2 separate regions of the Homo sapiens genome follow, and region 1 is linked to region 2. The links are chromatin loops, found by intact Hi-C in ENCODE. Cell type or tissue: endothelial cell of umbilical vein. All regions are shown on one strand.

The links. Peaks named below come from ENCODE experiments on the same cell type or tissue, not always from the same donor. Only the 100,000 strongest peaks of a DNase experiment are listed, where the experiment ranks them.
Region 1: it touches region 2 in a loop (11-fold over the local background); 3 of 110 quality-filtered maps call a loop at or near these places.

What each region holds. Positions count from the first base shown.
Region 1 is chr3:16,824,745-16,832,744 of GRCh38, reverse strand. No RefSeq gene overlaps it. Among named protein-coding and RNA genes, the nearest start is that of PLCL2, 56 kb to the left of the region's middle. In endothelial cell of umbilical vein, a CTCF peak has its summit at 3,785 (motif pointing left); a DNase peak (open chromatin) is centred at 3,734; H3K27ac peaks cover 466 bases.
Region 2 is chr3:16,941,920-16,949,919 of GRCh38, reverse strand. All of the region lies in intron 1 of PLCL2 (phospholipase C like 2), which reads right to left. Among named protein-coding and RNA genes, the nearest start is that of MIR3714, 13 kb to the right of the region's middle. In endothelial cell of umbilical vein, no CTCF peak of the experiment used is centred here; a DNase peak (open chromatin) is centred at 4,389.

The DNA of each region.
Region 1 (8,000 bases), 120 kb after region 2:
CAGATGCTTGGTGGTCACCTACTGCCTTCAGCACACATTGAAATAACTAGGGACAAGATGATTGACAACGGCTCGTTAATTGATTCATTCAATGAGTTTTGTTTTGGGTTTTTTTGAGGATGTATTTTGTGTCAGACCCTGTTCTAGACACCAGGGATTTAGCACAATGTTCCAGAACACAATGGACATGGTTCAGACCATTGTGAAGCTTTCAGCCTAACGTGGGAGAAAGACATCAAACACGTACTTATGCCATTAATTAACATCATGCAGAGTGTTAAATTGGAAGCAAACATTTTTATGCACTGTGGATGATGGCCATTTGTCCACACTTTTCCAGGAAATTTTGCTTTTAAGTGGTGTGTGCTATTTTCAGACTGTAGGTTCTGTTTCTACTAAATTTCTATTTCTATTGTCTCCTTAATTATAAGAGAGAAACTAAAGCACAGCATAGAGACAGAAAGCCATCTCACCTGAACTGTGCCAATGGCATCCTCCCTGGCTTTACCACTTCCCTCACACTCCATCCCTCACAGCCTATTTGCCACACTGCAGTATATTTTGGTCTTTGTAAATGGGAAATCGGGGCATGTTATCTGCTCAAACCCCTGCAATTACTCTCCATTTTACTCAGTAAAAATCTGAAGTCATCCCAATGGGGCTCTGCCAGCCCCACATTATCCGGCCCCCGCCTGCTCCTTAGACATCATGCTCCCTGCCTCGCTCACTCATTCTGCCTCTGCCACCTACATCTCCATGCTGCTCTTCAAATGCACCACTCACATGCTTGCCAAGGGGCCTTTGCTCTGCCCAGAACTCTTTTTCTCCAGATATCCATATGGTTCATTTCTTCCCTTCCTGAAAGTCTCAACTGACATACACATCACCCTATTAAAGAGGCCTTTAAGATGCATATTCCCCCTTTGAAAGAGTCCCCTCTTCTCTACCCTTGTCACCCCCTTTGTTTCTTCTTTCAAGCTGCTGGTACTTCCTGCAAATTCTGATCCTGACATGTTTCCTCCCTTTCTCCCTCCCTCCCTCCCTCCCTCTTTTTTCTTTCTTTCTTCCTTTTTTTTCTCTCTCTCTCTTTTTATAACAGCTTTATATTTATATAATTCATCTACTATAAAAGTCACCCATTTTAAAAGCACACAGTTCAATGGTATCTTAGTATATTCACAGTTGTGCACACATCACCACAATCAATTATAGAACATTTTTGTCCCCTCAGAAAGAAACCCTGTCCCCTATAGCTATTACTCTCAAATTCACTCCAGCCTTAAGCTCAGGCCTAAGCTACCACTAATCTACACTATATCTCCATATATTTGCTTATTCTGTACATCTCATATACATGAAATCATATAATATATGGCGTTTTGTGACTGGTTCCTTTCACTTAGCATAATGTTTTCAAGGTTCATCCACACAGTAGCATATATCAGTACTTCATTTTTTTCATGCATTAATAATATTCCATTGTGTGGATACACCACATTTTGTTTATTCATCAATTGATGGACATTTGGGTTGTTTCCTTCTTTTGGCTATTACGGATAATATTGCTGTAAATATTTATGTACAAGTTTTTGTGTGGACATGTTTTCATTTCTCTTGGGTATATACCTAGGAGAATTGCTGTGCCAAACGTAACTAGGTTTAAACACTTGAAGAACTGCCAAACTGTTTTCCGAAGTGGCTTCATCATTTTGTATTCACACTAGTAATGTCTGATTACTAATGTCTGTTTAACGTTTTTTCCAGTTTTTCCACATCCTAGTCAACTCTTGTTATCTGACTTTTAAATTATAAATATCCTGGTGGGAGTGAAGTGGCATATCATTGTGATTTCAATTTGCATTTCCCCAATGGCTAATGATACTGAACCTCTTTTCATGTGTTTATTTGTACATCTTTCTTGAAGAAATGCCTATTCAAATCTGTTGCTCATTTTAAATTGGAATATTTGTCTTTTTCTTAGTCAGTTGCAAGAGTTCTTTTCATATTCTAGATTTAAGTTCCTTATCAGATATATGATTTGTAAATATTTTCTTCCCTTCTTTAGGGATGTCTTTTCACTCTCTTGATGTTCTTGAAGGCCCACAAGTTTTTCACTTTAGTGAAGAACATTTTAAGTATATTTTCTTTTGTTGCTTGTGCTTTTAATGTTATATCAAGGAATCCATTGCCAAATTCAAGGTCAAGAAGATTTACCCCTGGGTTTTCTTCTAAAAGTTTTATATTTTGGCTCTCACATACAAGCCTTTGATCCATTTTGAGTCAATTTTCATACGTAGTGAGAGGTAAAGATCCAAATCCATTCACTTGCATATGGCTATCCAGGTGACCTGTAAGTTTATACTATGCAAGTATCACACTATCTTGATTACTGTTGCTTAATAGTAACTTTTAAAATCAGAAAGTGTAGGCCAGGCATGATAGCTCACGCCTGTAATCCCAGCACTTTGGGAGGCCAAGGCGGGTGGATCACTTGAGGTCAGGAGTTCAAGACCTGGCCAACATGGTGAAACTCTGTCTCTACTAAAAATACAAAAATTAACTGTGTGTGGTGGTGCATGCAAATCCCAGCTACTTGGGAGGTTAAGGCAGGAAAATCACTTGATCCCAGGAGGCGGAGGTTGCAGTGAGCCGTGATCGCACCATTGCACTCCAGCCTGGGCGACAGAGTGGGACTCCATCTCCAAATCAAATCAAATCAGAAAGTGTGAGTCTTCCAACTTTGTTCTTGTTTTTCAAGATTATTTTATTTATTTGGGGGTCCCTTTCAATTCCATATATACATTTTAGGATTATCTTGTAAATTTTGACAAAGGAGCCAACTGGGATTCTGATAGGGTTTGAGTCTGTAGATCAGTTTAAGGAGTGTTGCCATCTTAACAATGAATCTTCTGATTCATGAACATGGAATATCTTTTTATTTATCTAGCCCTTTGTTAATTTCTTTCAACAATATTATGCAGTTTTTGGAGTACATATTTTGCAATTCTTTTGTTAAATTTATTCCTAAGTATTTTATTCTATTTGATGCTGTTATAAATACAATTATTTTCTTATTTTTTTCATACTGTTCATTGCAAGTATATAAAAATATATTGAGTTTTGTATATTGATCTTGTATCTTGCAACGTTGTCAAACCACTTATTTGTTCAAATGGTGTTTTAGTGGATTCTTTAGAATCTTCTACATACAAAATTATGTCATCTCAAACCTTTCTTTACAATATGATGTCTTTTACTTCATTTTCTTACTGCTGTCATTCTTCACCTTTCTTATCCCACTTTATTTTTCTTAGTCTTTACCATTACCAATTCTATTGGCTATTTATCTATCTATAACTGCTCTCACCACTAAGTAAGCTCCCTGAACACTAGTGCTTTCTCCACTCTGTTCACTGCCTTCTCAGGTTCTAGAACAAAGTCTGGAACATAATTGGTGCTCAAAAAATATTTAGGTTCTTCGTTAGCTTTCAGCATGAATCCCTCGGCTCTGCCTGGAGTTGAGGTCAGACTCAGTCAGAGCAGTTCAGGGCATTAGGGCCACTGCTCTAGGATATATACTTTTTCAGAAATCAGTTCAAGGCATTGTTACTAACAAACAACAAACGACAGCAACAAAACTTCTTTCCAACTGTAATTACTCACAGCGAGTCAGCTTGCATCTGAGGCTTTAAAATGGAAGTCTACAAGATCCCTTATTGTTTCTTTGACCTTCAAGATTGTATGTTTTGCCATCACCTGACAATCTAGGGCAGAGGGACCCCTTGTGGCCACGAAGTAATGGCAGGAGCTAAGAGGCCTTTGGATTTTTTTTTTTTTTTTTTTTTTGAGACAACCTCTCACTATATTGCCCAGGCTGGCCTTGAACTCCTGGGCTCAAGGGATCCTCCTACCTCAGTCTCCCAAGTAGCTGAGATTACAGGTGCACACAACAGCACTCAGCTACGGCCACTACACTGGACAGAAACCATCTGCACAAAGACCTGTCCACATGCCATCCCACCATCTTTCCTGCCAACCAACCTCTTCTTTGCCAGTGTTTCTGTTGTTTCACCTGAATCATCCTTGTCGCTCTAACAAAAGGCCGTTAATCAAAGCGATAGAGAGGGATGGGAGAGGCTTTCTGTAAGGCTAAAAATAAGCAAGGAAGAACTAGTCTGGAACAAAGAGTGAGTGGTTTGGGCTCTGTGACACAAAGTAAGACCTTCAGAATCCAGGCAGGTAGCCAGTGGCCACCCAGCAGATGGGCTATTGGTAAATCTGCAGCCTTCTTCTCTCACCCACCCAAGTCAGGGAAACTGAGGAGAAGGACATCATAGGGATTCTTTTGGCTGTATCCTCATTATGAAAAGAAATGAGTCATTATAGGTAACTAAACAAAGTCAAAATTATTTTGCAAAGTATGGGGGAGATTTTCAGACATTTAGGGTGTGGTAAAGAATTGTTCTCACAAAAAGTCATCCCAGGTTTTCATTTGACCCAGAGTAAGTTCAGGAAAATTAAGTGCAATTCCCATGCCAAATATAAGAAAAAAGAAAGAGAAATCCAAAGTACTCCTAAAGAAACAGAAGAAAACAAGAATTGATTGAGTACAGGTAAGGCCTTTTAGTTTTTGCATGTTGTGAGGTTTTGTCTATTTTACAGATGCCTTGGGAATAGAATTATAGAATAAAATGTTGGGATCTTGAAAACTTTTAATTGAAAATATCTGATGAGCTATCATGTCTAAAATATCAAGCTCAAATTTTATGATTAAGAGATCTAAAATAATAGCTAATGCATATAATGCTTACTATGTGCCAGGTATTGTTCATTCAGCAATTCTTCCATCAACCCTTAGAGGCAGGTAGTATTATTAATCCCATTTTTCAGATGAGGAAGTTGAAGCAAGTGATGTTATAAGCAAGTTTTCCAAGGCCCCACAGCTAGTCTGTGAAAGCCTAGATTTGGAAGTAGGTCATCTAATCCCAGGGTCCAAGCTACCACTGAAATTTATCACATATGTCATTATAGTTTATCATGAGTATTCTACCCAATCTAAAAAGTGTTATTATGGAACTATATCCACGTTCAGATAGAAAAATTTCAACCGAACAAATGTTTCAGTTTATTGGCTGCTGAGAATTTACCCACAAGATACACTTGTACATAGGTCAAGATGTATGGACCAAATATGTTTACTATAGGATTTTTTTTTCTTTTCAGTAGCAGCCGAGATCTCAAGATGGTCTAAGTATCCACTAATAAAGAATTGGTTAAGTAAATTATGGCCTATTTATAAAAATGGAGTATTCTGTAGTCATTGCAAAGAACAAGAAAGATTGGTCTATGGTGATGTCAAAGCTTTGGAAGATGTAAGGAAATTTATTTGTATGAATAATAAAAATGTGCATATAATTTTCTGAAATAATATAGAAAAACATAACTGGGGTTAATATTGGGGTTAAGAGAGAAAACATGACAACGTGAATATACTTAACTCTACTGAATGGTACACTTAAAAATGGTCCAGATGGTAAATTTTATATGTATTTTACCACAATAAATAATAAAAGATAAAGGAGAAGAGACATTTACTGCTCATTTCTCACCTTTCTACTGTATTTTATATATGTATATATTACTTTTGTTTTCACAAATATTCAATAAAAATAAACAAAATGCATAAAACAATGTTGTGAGTGGTCAGGCTGCATTACACTAATTTATTTGCATCCAGCTGTATTTTTATTATGGTCCTATCTGAAGAGCTTTAAGAGTTAACAAAATTAAACTTATGTGTGATTTCTGGTGACTTTTGATCAAATGAAAGTTTCTAAATAAATAGCCTAGCTCCCTAAAAACTTCACATCCTGTCAAAGAAGATAATTTTATTAAATGTGGACTATATAAAAACATCAGATTTAGCACCCACCTGGCATATTTTCTTGGAATTTATTTCAGATAATTTTGTTTTGAAGAACAGGTAGTTCCTCTGTAATTTCAGACTGTCCTTCTGAGAACACATTATCCTGGTGTCTTCTCTTCTTGACTACGCAATTTCTTTGTAACCTTTTATGGCTTTTGTTTTGTCTCTGCCTACGCCTTCCAAAAGTGAGCCAGAATATAAAAATACACAGAAAGTATGCCAAATATTATGAATTCTATGTTTTGAGGTTAAAGATAAAACATAGGCAAGTATCTAAGAGAGAACATTACCATTTATTAGTTTTCCTTTGATCATCCTTATCTTTACATGAAAATTTTGACTAAGCCCGAGTCTATAAGATTTCGCCCCTGCCTTACAGGTTTTAAGATCCCATGGATAAAGGTATTTCGACTTCTGGAAGGGACTATGATCAGATTTCCCCATAGTCTATAGCGGCCAGGCAGGTAAGTAAACAATGACATTGGCCAGGTGAGGAATGGAAACCTGGGGAGAGTATGTCCCATCTAAAGAGAGTGGATGGCTCTCAACTCCAGCCCATGGTTGTCCTATGGGACCCAATGTGGCAAGAACATCTCTTCCAATTTTTCAAAAGAAGCTGGAAATCTAGATTTTTATGTAAATGATTCCAATTGTTTAATGTTCACAATTAATTCAAAAAATTTGAAAGCACTGTGGGGCCAAGAAAAGCATGTCTCTTGGCTGAACTGAGATGTGACTTTGAATGGAATCCAACTCTCTTAATTTTACCGAAGAGGTGGCCAAGCGCAGAGGGAAGTGAAGTTACTCACTAACGTTCCAGGGCTGGTTTGGGGGAGGAACTGGGACCAGATACCATTCCCCTTGCAGCCCCATCCTCTTTCCTCAGCTTTTTAGTCCATCTAATGAAGCAGCAGACTAATTTAAGACAAGCATATGACGAACCTCCCATTCCCACACATGTGTCAGTAAGCCTTCAACCTGATGGGCTGGACCTTAACCACAAACAGAAGACCCAGCTGACAAACTACACCCACACTCCACTTAATTCAGGCTGGATCCCAGCTCTTGACCTTTTTTTGGGTGGATATGGGAAAGGAAAAGTTGGAAATTTTACCCTCGGTCTGTGGGAGGAATGGGAAAGTTTGCACTTTCTGGTAGAAATTTTTTAAAACCACTAATTATAAATGTGGCATTGCTTGGTAAGATCTTTTTCTCGGCTTCCCAGAAAACAGATACAGGGCCTCCATCCCCGGCTCCATGGCTACTTTACAGTAAGAGGCTTTGCCAGGAACTTGCGTTTTTCATGTAGTGACAGGAAATGAACCTGTTGGCTAAGAGTATTAACTCTGGAGCAAGATGGCCTGGGTTCAAATCCACACTCTGAAATTTATCAGCCATGTGTTCTTGCAGAGACTTTGCTGTGCCTCTGTCTCATCACCTGTAAAATGGGAACAATGTCAGCATCTCTCTTATAAGATTGTTGTGATAATTAAATGGATTAATACACGCAAAAAAGCACTCAGCACCATGTATGTCAGCTGCACCTTGGAATCTCCTGGGGGGAGCTTTCCAAAAATATGGATGCTTGGGTCCCACTTCTAGAGATTCTGGTTTAACAGGTCTGAGGTATGTCCTGGACATCAGAGTTTTTAAAATCTTGGCAGGTGATTCCAATGTGCAGACAAAGCTGAGAGCATTGAATATAAATGCTTATTAAATAAATGATGGCCCTCTGAGTGAATGAATTTCAAAGAAATTCAGATGCTCTCTTCTGCACGTAAGCATACATTTTGTAACTTCTTTATGACATTTTCTATGTGGTCGTCTTTCGGTGGCATTCAGCATGGAAGGCCAAAAGATCCTGGGCAAATTTGCAAAGAAGGTCAAATGCTTCTGGAAACCTCCCCATCTTCCCTGCCCTCTTCTCTCACCTCTGCCCCTGGCTTCAGGAAATTCAGGTGGCCCCTAGAGGCTCTGATTCAGCTGGGTAATGAAAGACAAATGGTGAAAATTCCATAAGGCACATAGGTATTTGTAAATCCAAATAACCTTTAACTAGTGGAATAAGCCTGTG
Region 2 (8,000 bases):
TGATGGGAAAGGGATTAACTATGAAACAAATGGTATTGAAATAACTGGCTGTCCATTTGCAAAAAATACAAAATAATTATACCTGTTTTTCACACAAGTCACACACACCCAAAATATTCCAGAATAATTAAAGACCTAAGCCTAAAATAACATATAAGCAGAAATGACTACATTACTTGCGTGCCCCAGTGAGAAATGAAAATGCACGACTTTCAAGACGGCAACAGCAGAGAATTAAACAAAGTGGGAGGAGGATGGAGGGGATTCTGAGCACAAGAAAAGATAAATTTGACTACATCTAAATTTAAAACTTCTGCCTGATAAAAGATACTATAAACAAAGTCAAAAGGCATGCCACAGAGGAAGAAACATTTACAATTCCTATGAGACAGAAGACTAATATCCAAAATACATGAAGAATGCCCACTAATCAATAAGAAAAAGATAAACAAATATTTAAAAATGGATATAGGATCAAGGATAATTTGTAGAAGAGGAAATTAAAGTGCCATTAAACAAGCTCATGAATACTCATGCAAAGGCAATTGCAAATCAAAACAATATTTTTTTATACCACAGATAAAGTTTGACAATATCAAACATTAGCAAGTGTGTAGGGAAACTGCCAGAGGGAGAGCGCAGTGGCACCTGTGAGAGGATAACCTGGCAGTATCGAAGTAGAAATGGACACACCTTCTACCCAGCAATTCTATCTTTCATTTTCTATTATAGAGAAGAGCTTTGCACATACATGTTCACAAGGAGTCATGTACTAGGATTCTACTGCTGAACCACTCATAATAGCCCAAATCAGGAAAAAATCTAAATGACCATCAATAGGGGAATGGTTAAAAAATTATGATATATACATATTATTTGTCATACATGCATATAATAAATGCTATGTAGCAGTCCAAAATGCACCCAACAGTTGCGTTGTCTGAACTGCCTTTTATGGCTTATGGCAAACTATGATATATTATAGTTGACCTCGAGACAATGCACAGCAAAGTCATCTCTAAATCAAATGCAGAAATAGTTTATGTACCTTCATTAAACATACTGGATTTTTTCAAACATTTCATTCAGGTTTTATATAAAAATTCTCAGTACATTTGAACTCTGGGATTTTCTCTCTGGTAGATAAGTACAATGATATTTTCAAATTAATGGAATAAGGAATCTGTTCTCTATTCATTCCCATCTAAATAGAGTTTCAAAGAGATGCTGAGAACTTTCCTCAGATTAGTAAATTCAAGTACTCACTGTGTATTTACCTCTGTCACTGACCATGCTCTGTACCTCTAAAGTCTCTTCCATTTCATTAAATGAAAGTAGTGAATGAATACTAAGAAATGCTTTTTAAAAACAATAGTTTTATTGAGATATAATTCACACACCACACAATACATCTATTTAAAGTGTACAATTCAATGACTTTTAGTATATTCACAGAGTTCTGCAATCATCACCATAATCAATTTTAGTACATTTTTATCACCCTAAAAATAAACTCCACACCCATTAGCAGTCACTCCCCTTGTCCCCCCAACCCCCGACCCCAGCCCTAGGCAACCACTAATCCACCTTCTGCCCCACACAGATCTGCCCTATTGCAGACATTTCATATAAACGGATTTATAAATATACGGCCTTTTGTGTCTGGCTTCTTTTACTTAGCATAATGTTTTCAAGGTTTAACCACTGTGTAGCATGCATCAGTACTTCATTTCTTCTTATTGCCAAATATTCCATGGTATGGATATACCACATTATATTTATCCATTAATAAGTTGATGAATATTTGGGCTGCTTTTACTTTTGAGATATTAACAATTATGCTGCTATGAACATTCCTGCATAATTCAAATGCTGTTTAAGAAAAACAACTCAATGTAAATATCTGCTGGATGATTTAGAAAGGAGGACAATTAAAACATGTTTTTCTTTATTCATCCCTACCAAATAATCCTTAATGAATCAAATGAGCTATTTTATAAAACTAATGAAAAGACAATAATTATTGATGTAATATTAACCATAATTAACTTCCAAATTAACCCTCTCTTAAATGCTAAATTTTAAGAAATGAGTTTTTGTAACCGGAGAAATACTCTCAACCAGCAATTAATTTTTTTATTAGAATTTATCAAGAGAAAGAATGAAAGGGCTTTCTGGAAAGTGGTGTGGGTAGAGAATTAAAATATTGCCAGTCACTGAGGTAATTATAAACATTTTGGTGGCAAAGGTAGTTTCTTTTCTGACTTGGGGTAAATTTTATAATTATTTGGAATACTAAAATAAATGGAGACAAAACTGTTGAAAAGCAGGCAGAGGATATTCCGTTTCTAAAACACTTCCACCCCATGGATGTGATGAAATACTCTCCAAAAGTGCAAAACACCAAACAGGTAGGAAGTGTCAACCCAAAGGCTTTGCAGATGGGCCTTTCTTTCTGACAGTCGCAGTAGGAATCATTATTCCTCCAGCCCCATTTTCTGAGTGTGGTTCTAGGAACAACTGCACCATCGCTTCTCCTGAGGAGTTCAAATCTCCTGTTGTCCAATCTCACAACTGTAAGAGTTTAACAAAATCTTTATTTACTGCTCTTTTAGCAGTTTATGTTGCACTCCCACACAAAATAATGATGACTCATAAGAATAAAACTTTAGCTGGATGCGGTGGCTCGCGCCTATAATCCCAGCACTTTGGGAGGCTGTGGTAGGAGGATCGCTTGAAGCCAGGAGTTTGAGGCCAGCCTGAGTGAGACCCTGTCTCTAAAAAAAAAAAAATAAAATTAGCCAGTTGTGGTGGCATGTGCCTGTGGTCCAAGCTACTTGGGAGGCTGAGGTGGGAGGATCACCTGAGCCCAGGGGGTCGAGGCTGCAGTGAGCCATGACCGTGCCACTGCACTCCAGCCTGGGCAACAGAGCAAAACTCTGTCTCAAAAAAAAAAAAAAAAAAAAGAATGAAACTTTAATTTTATATTCATTCATTTACTCTTATATGGGAAAACTAATATAAAAGAAAAGCTCTCCCTGATTATCTTTTTAAAAGGTGGAAAGAAACTATTAATAATTTTAAAATATTATAAGAAATTTGAAGTAAAATGACTTATGACAGGACTTATAACTTCTATAAACTTTCTAATTAGCTACACAGAGCAACAATGGAATCAAAGGAAAGAAGACACACCATATTCCATTTATAGACTAGAAAAGCAAAATGAAAAAACAAAACAAAATTTAAAACAGTTACAAGAAAACAGTCAACCATTAAGTTGCATTCCAAAAGTTTCTACATAGGTCGGTTGTTTACAACCCTGAATTCATTCTCCCATAAAAACTGTAATATAAATAGTCCTTATAATCTCAGACCAACCCAGAAAAGCCTATTTAATCCACAATGTAACTGAAATAATGTAGGCAGACAACTTAAACATAAGGGAAAATTACTGTTGAAATACTAGTAGTTAAACCAAACAGAAAACAATTTAAATTCAATTAAAAATATTTTTTAAAGCTTTCATTTTGATCCTCCTACTCCATCTAGTATATGAAGAAAAACAATAGTAACTGAAGGAGAACGAAGACTGGAAACTCTCTTCTGTGGAATTCCGAAGCGTCCGCTAGGCCCAATGAAGCACTGGGAAAGCTGGTGAACAAGGTGCGCTCTCCGCTGCCTCCTTTTTGCTTCTCATTTCCCGCTATTTAAACCACCTTTCCCCTTCTTCTCTTCTATCCAAATCCTTCCCATTTCCAATATTCAATTTAAGTCTTTCTATTTCCACAAAGGCTACCTCAGTCTGGAAGATTCTTGACTTAGACTCAAAGCCTGTTGCTCTCACAAATTTACACTGTTTCTCTGGTGATTAATGTTTATGGACCGCCACTGTTCTTGTTCTTTTTAGTAACAGGCATCTGTTGGCTAACAAAGGGATCCGATGTGATGGTGGAAAAGAGAAAAGTAGTGAAACGTATGACATAACTCTAAGAGAAAGTGAAAAGAGGGAAAGGTAGAGAGGATGTGAATAAACCTGCAGAAGATAAAAGGAAGCGATGGGTAAATGGCGCTTGGGTCAGAAAGGTCTCTACTTCATTCATAAAGTGGAACCATGACCCCAGGGTCTACAAATTTGCTGTGTGTGGGAAAGAAATGGAAACAGAGTGGCTATATGACCGATGACTGCTGATGTTAACATATTCATTAGACTGTTTATTGAGCACTTCCTATATAGAGTATGCCACTGGACAGTAGAAGGAATATGAGGAATTGTTTCTGATCAAGGACTTTGCAGTCTGGGGTGGGGGCAGACAACACACTATAGTAAATCCAGAATATATCAAAAGTCACAAGAGAGGTGGTGCTATAGGAGCACAAACTGAGAGTAGGAGACTGGAAGGAAGCCAAAAAACACATCCATTCATTCCAAACATGTTTATAGAGTGCTGAACATGTACCAGGCAATGTTCTAGGTGCTGTGGATATACAAGGAACAAAGCAGAAAAAAACTTCACCCTTCAGGGCACTTATAATAAAAAACCAACACAATATTTCAAAATACAAGTAAAATACATGGCATGTAAGATATATAATATAAATACTACGGAGAAAAGCCAGAAAGAGAAGACAAGTGCTGTGTGTGCATGTGTGTGTATGTGTGTGTGTGTGTGTGTGTGTATGTGTTTGTGTCTGTGATTTTAAACAGGTGATAGGGTAAAGCCTTGCTGAGAAGATGATTTTTGAGTAAAGATCTGAAATACGTGAGGTTGAGCACCACAGCTATCTGCAGGAAGAGTGTTCCAGGCAGAGGGAACTGGGAAGCACACAGCAATGTGTGCTTTAAAAAAATCTGGAATAGGCTGGGCACAGTGGCTCACACCTGTAATCCCAGCACTCTGGGAGGCCCAGGTGGGTGGATCACCTGAGGTCAGGAGTTCGAGACCAGCCTGGCCAACATGGTGAAACCCCGTCTCTACTAAAAGTACAAAAATTACCCGGGTGTGGTGGCAGGCGACTGTAATCCCAGCTACTCGGGAGGCTGAGGTAGGAGAATTGCTTGAACCCAGGAGGTGGAGGTTCCAGTGACCCAAGATCACGCCACTGCACTCCAGCCTGGGCGACAGAAGGAGACTCTGTCTCAAATAAAAAAAAAAAAAACCCGGAGTACAATACATTTTTATTAACTAAAGTCCTCAAAAAATAAAAACATGACTTTATTTTCTTACAGTTCTGGTGCTGCAAGTCCAAGATTAAGGTGCTCCAGGTTTCTTCCCAGGCCTCTCTCCTTGGCTTGCCAATGGCCATCTCCTCTCTGTGTCTTCACATGGTCTGTTTATCTCTGTGTGCCTGTGCTAATCTCCCTTATGAGGACACATATTAGATTAGAGCCCATCCCAATGACCTCATTTAATGTTAATTACCTCTTTAAAGGCCCTATCTCTAAGTACAGTTACAGTCTGAGGCACTAAGGGTTAAAACTTCAACAGATGAATTTTGAGGGGGCACAGTTCAGCCTAGTAACAGGTGTCAACGATGACTCCAATGTTCTTGGCCTGACCACCTGGAAAGATGGAGAGTCATCTGGCTCCCCATTGAAAAATGGGTAGGCTTCTGGCACGTTAGAAGTGGAAATCCTAATAATAAAAAGATTGACTAACCTGTATTGAGTGTTTAGTATGTATGTAAGGCATCATGCTAAGCACTTTATGTGCATTACACTTCACTGAATCCTTACAACATCATTATAATGTTAGTATTATCATCTCCATATACAGATCAGGCAGCTGAGGCTCAATAAGGTTATACAATTTTCCCAAGGTCACACAGCTAGTAAGTGCAATAAAGAGAATTTGGATCCCTGCACTGTGATTACAACAGTCATGCCCTTAACCATTGCCTATTCCACTTCTCCCAGGGAAAGCTATGAGTTGAAGGCATGAAACCATATGTAATAAAAAGTGACCTTAAACATAATACCCAAGAGATCATCAAGCTCAACTCCACCTTTCACAGAAGTAAGCAAGGATCCAAAGGGTGATTAAGTTATTTGCACAAATCAAGCTACCTAGAAGAGACCTTAATTAGAAAATTATTTTATAATGCTAAAAAAATAGAAACAACCTAAACATAGCTTAAAGATTATGGAATAACCTTACAAAAAACACCATGCAACCCTTAAAACAATGATACAGAGCTACACTGATTACATGGATGGATATCTGTTATATTTTTTAAGCAGATAATAACATTTTAGAACAATCTTTTAAAAACACATATGTTATGTATACATGCAAAAACAAAGATGACTATAGACTAAAAAGGACAGACCATAAGAAAGTAGGTAATTTTCACTTTCTTTTATAAGCCTTTCTGCAGTCTGATTTTTATAGTAAATATGCATTGTTTGTAAAATCTGAAAAATAATAATGTTATTGCCAATAGAGAAAGTTCTTTGAAAACTATTTCCTTCATAATTTGCTGCTCAAACTCCTCCCAGCTTGGGGCTCTCAGGATAGGCTGGCACTCAAGTCTTCTTGGGGTAATTCCTGTTAGGTGGCTTTGACTATACCTAAAGCAACACTCAGGAGGCCATTTGTCAATGGAAGGGTTTTAGAGCTAGTACAGAGGATAATTGTTCTCACAGTTAATAACTCATTTAGACTCAGAGAATCAACTTTTCACAAATGAAGTGTCTGACTTCAAGAAGCACAAGGATATTATTCAGTAGTGTTTTTAATAATATAAAATCTGTCAAGACTGTCATTTATGTCAACGTGTCAGAAGTATAAAATAAAGCACTCATAATAATGTTTAAAAGGAGGAGGCAGATAAGGACATGAAAGAGAGAGCAAGGAAACTGCTTCAGGGCAAGTCAAACAGAATGTAGTTGTAGCATCACACTTAATCTTTATTAATTCAATCTAGCTGGACAACAAACAATTATTGAGCTCATTTTTCTATGCACAGCACCATGCTATGCCTACAGGGATAAAGAAAAGTTAGGCATGCCCCCTTAAGGAACACTATCATTTTTAGATACGTGGTCTATGACACTAAAACTTGTTTCCTGTATTAAGTGGAGGTCCCCAAATTAAGTGGAAGTCATTTGATAACTAATTTCTCTTTTACAAGTGTTGTTTACAGTTGTTTCTTTTATTCTTTGCTTTTAAGGAGGTGGAAGGGAGGAATGGGATGAAATGAGGAAGAAAAAGGCATAGTAGCAGTGAAAACATGAGAAAGCAATAAAAGTATTAAGAACAAATAAAAATTTGAAAAAGAGAATAGGACAATGAGAAGAATGGAAAAGTGGCAAGCGTGATAGAGTCATGTCTGGCTCCCTGCTAGGACAGAAGAAATGTGGTGACCCCTTAAAGGAGCATCCCGCATCTCCTGCCATGTGCTTCGGTGCTGAAAATCCATCAGTGAGCACCTGGGAGGGAAGGACGCACTCCTTCTCTTTCAGGGCTTGTTTTCTAGCCTGCCAGCAGGAAAAGGTAATGGGAAGTTGATAGGAAACCTTTCACCTGCCACTCTTTCCTTCCTCCACCATCCTGGTTGCAGGAAAAGCCATTCACTTAGCCTAATGTGGTAGGAGCTCGGTTTCCCTAAACAAATAAAAAAGAGCTCACTTTCGCCTATGTAATTGCAGAATCTGCACATACACATTTGACAAAAGAGAACAAGGCACTCTCCTCAGCAGATTCTCACTCCAGATTTCCTACATAGGGTTCTATTGGTCCACTGGACAAGGAGGCTCAGTCTGGGGGCCCACAGTTATTAACTCACTTAGACTCAGAGAAGTAACTTTTCACAAATCATTTATTTCATCCTAGGAATTCACATACTTCACGGTTTCTCCTCACCTTTGCTTTTTCAAGAATTAGCAGATTCCATTTAACAAGTTTTTATTGACTAAAGCTTTGCTTAACACTAGGGCTAAAAAGATAAGAATGGTCCCGGTTCTTAAGGAGTTTACAATTCATGGAGTAACATGAACA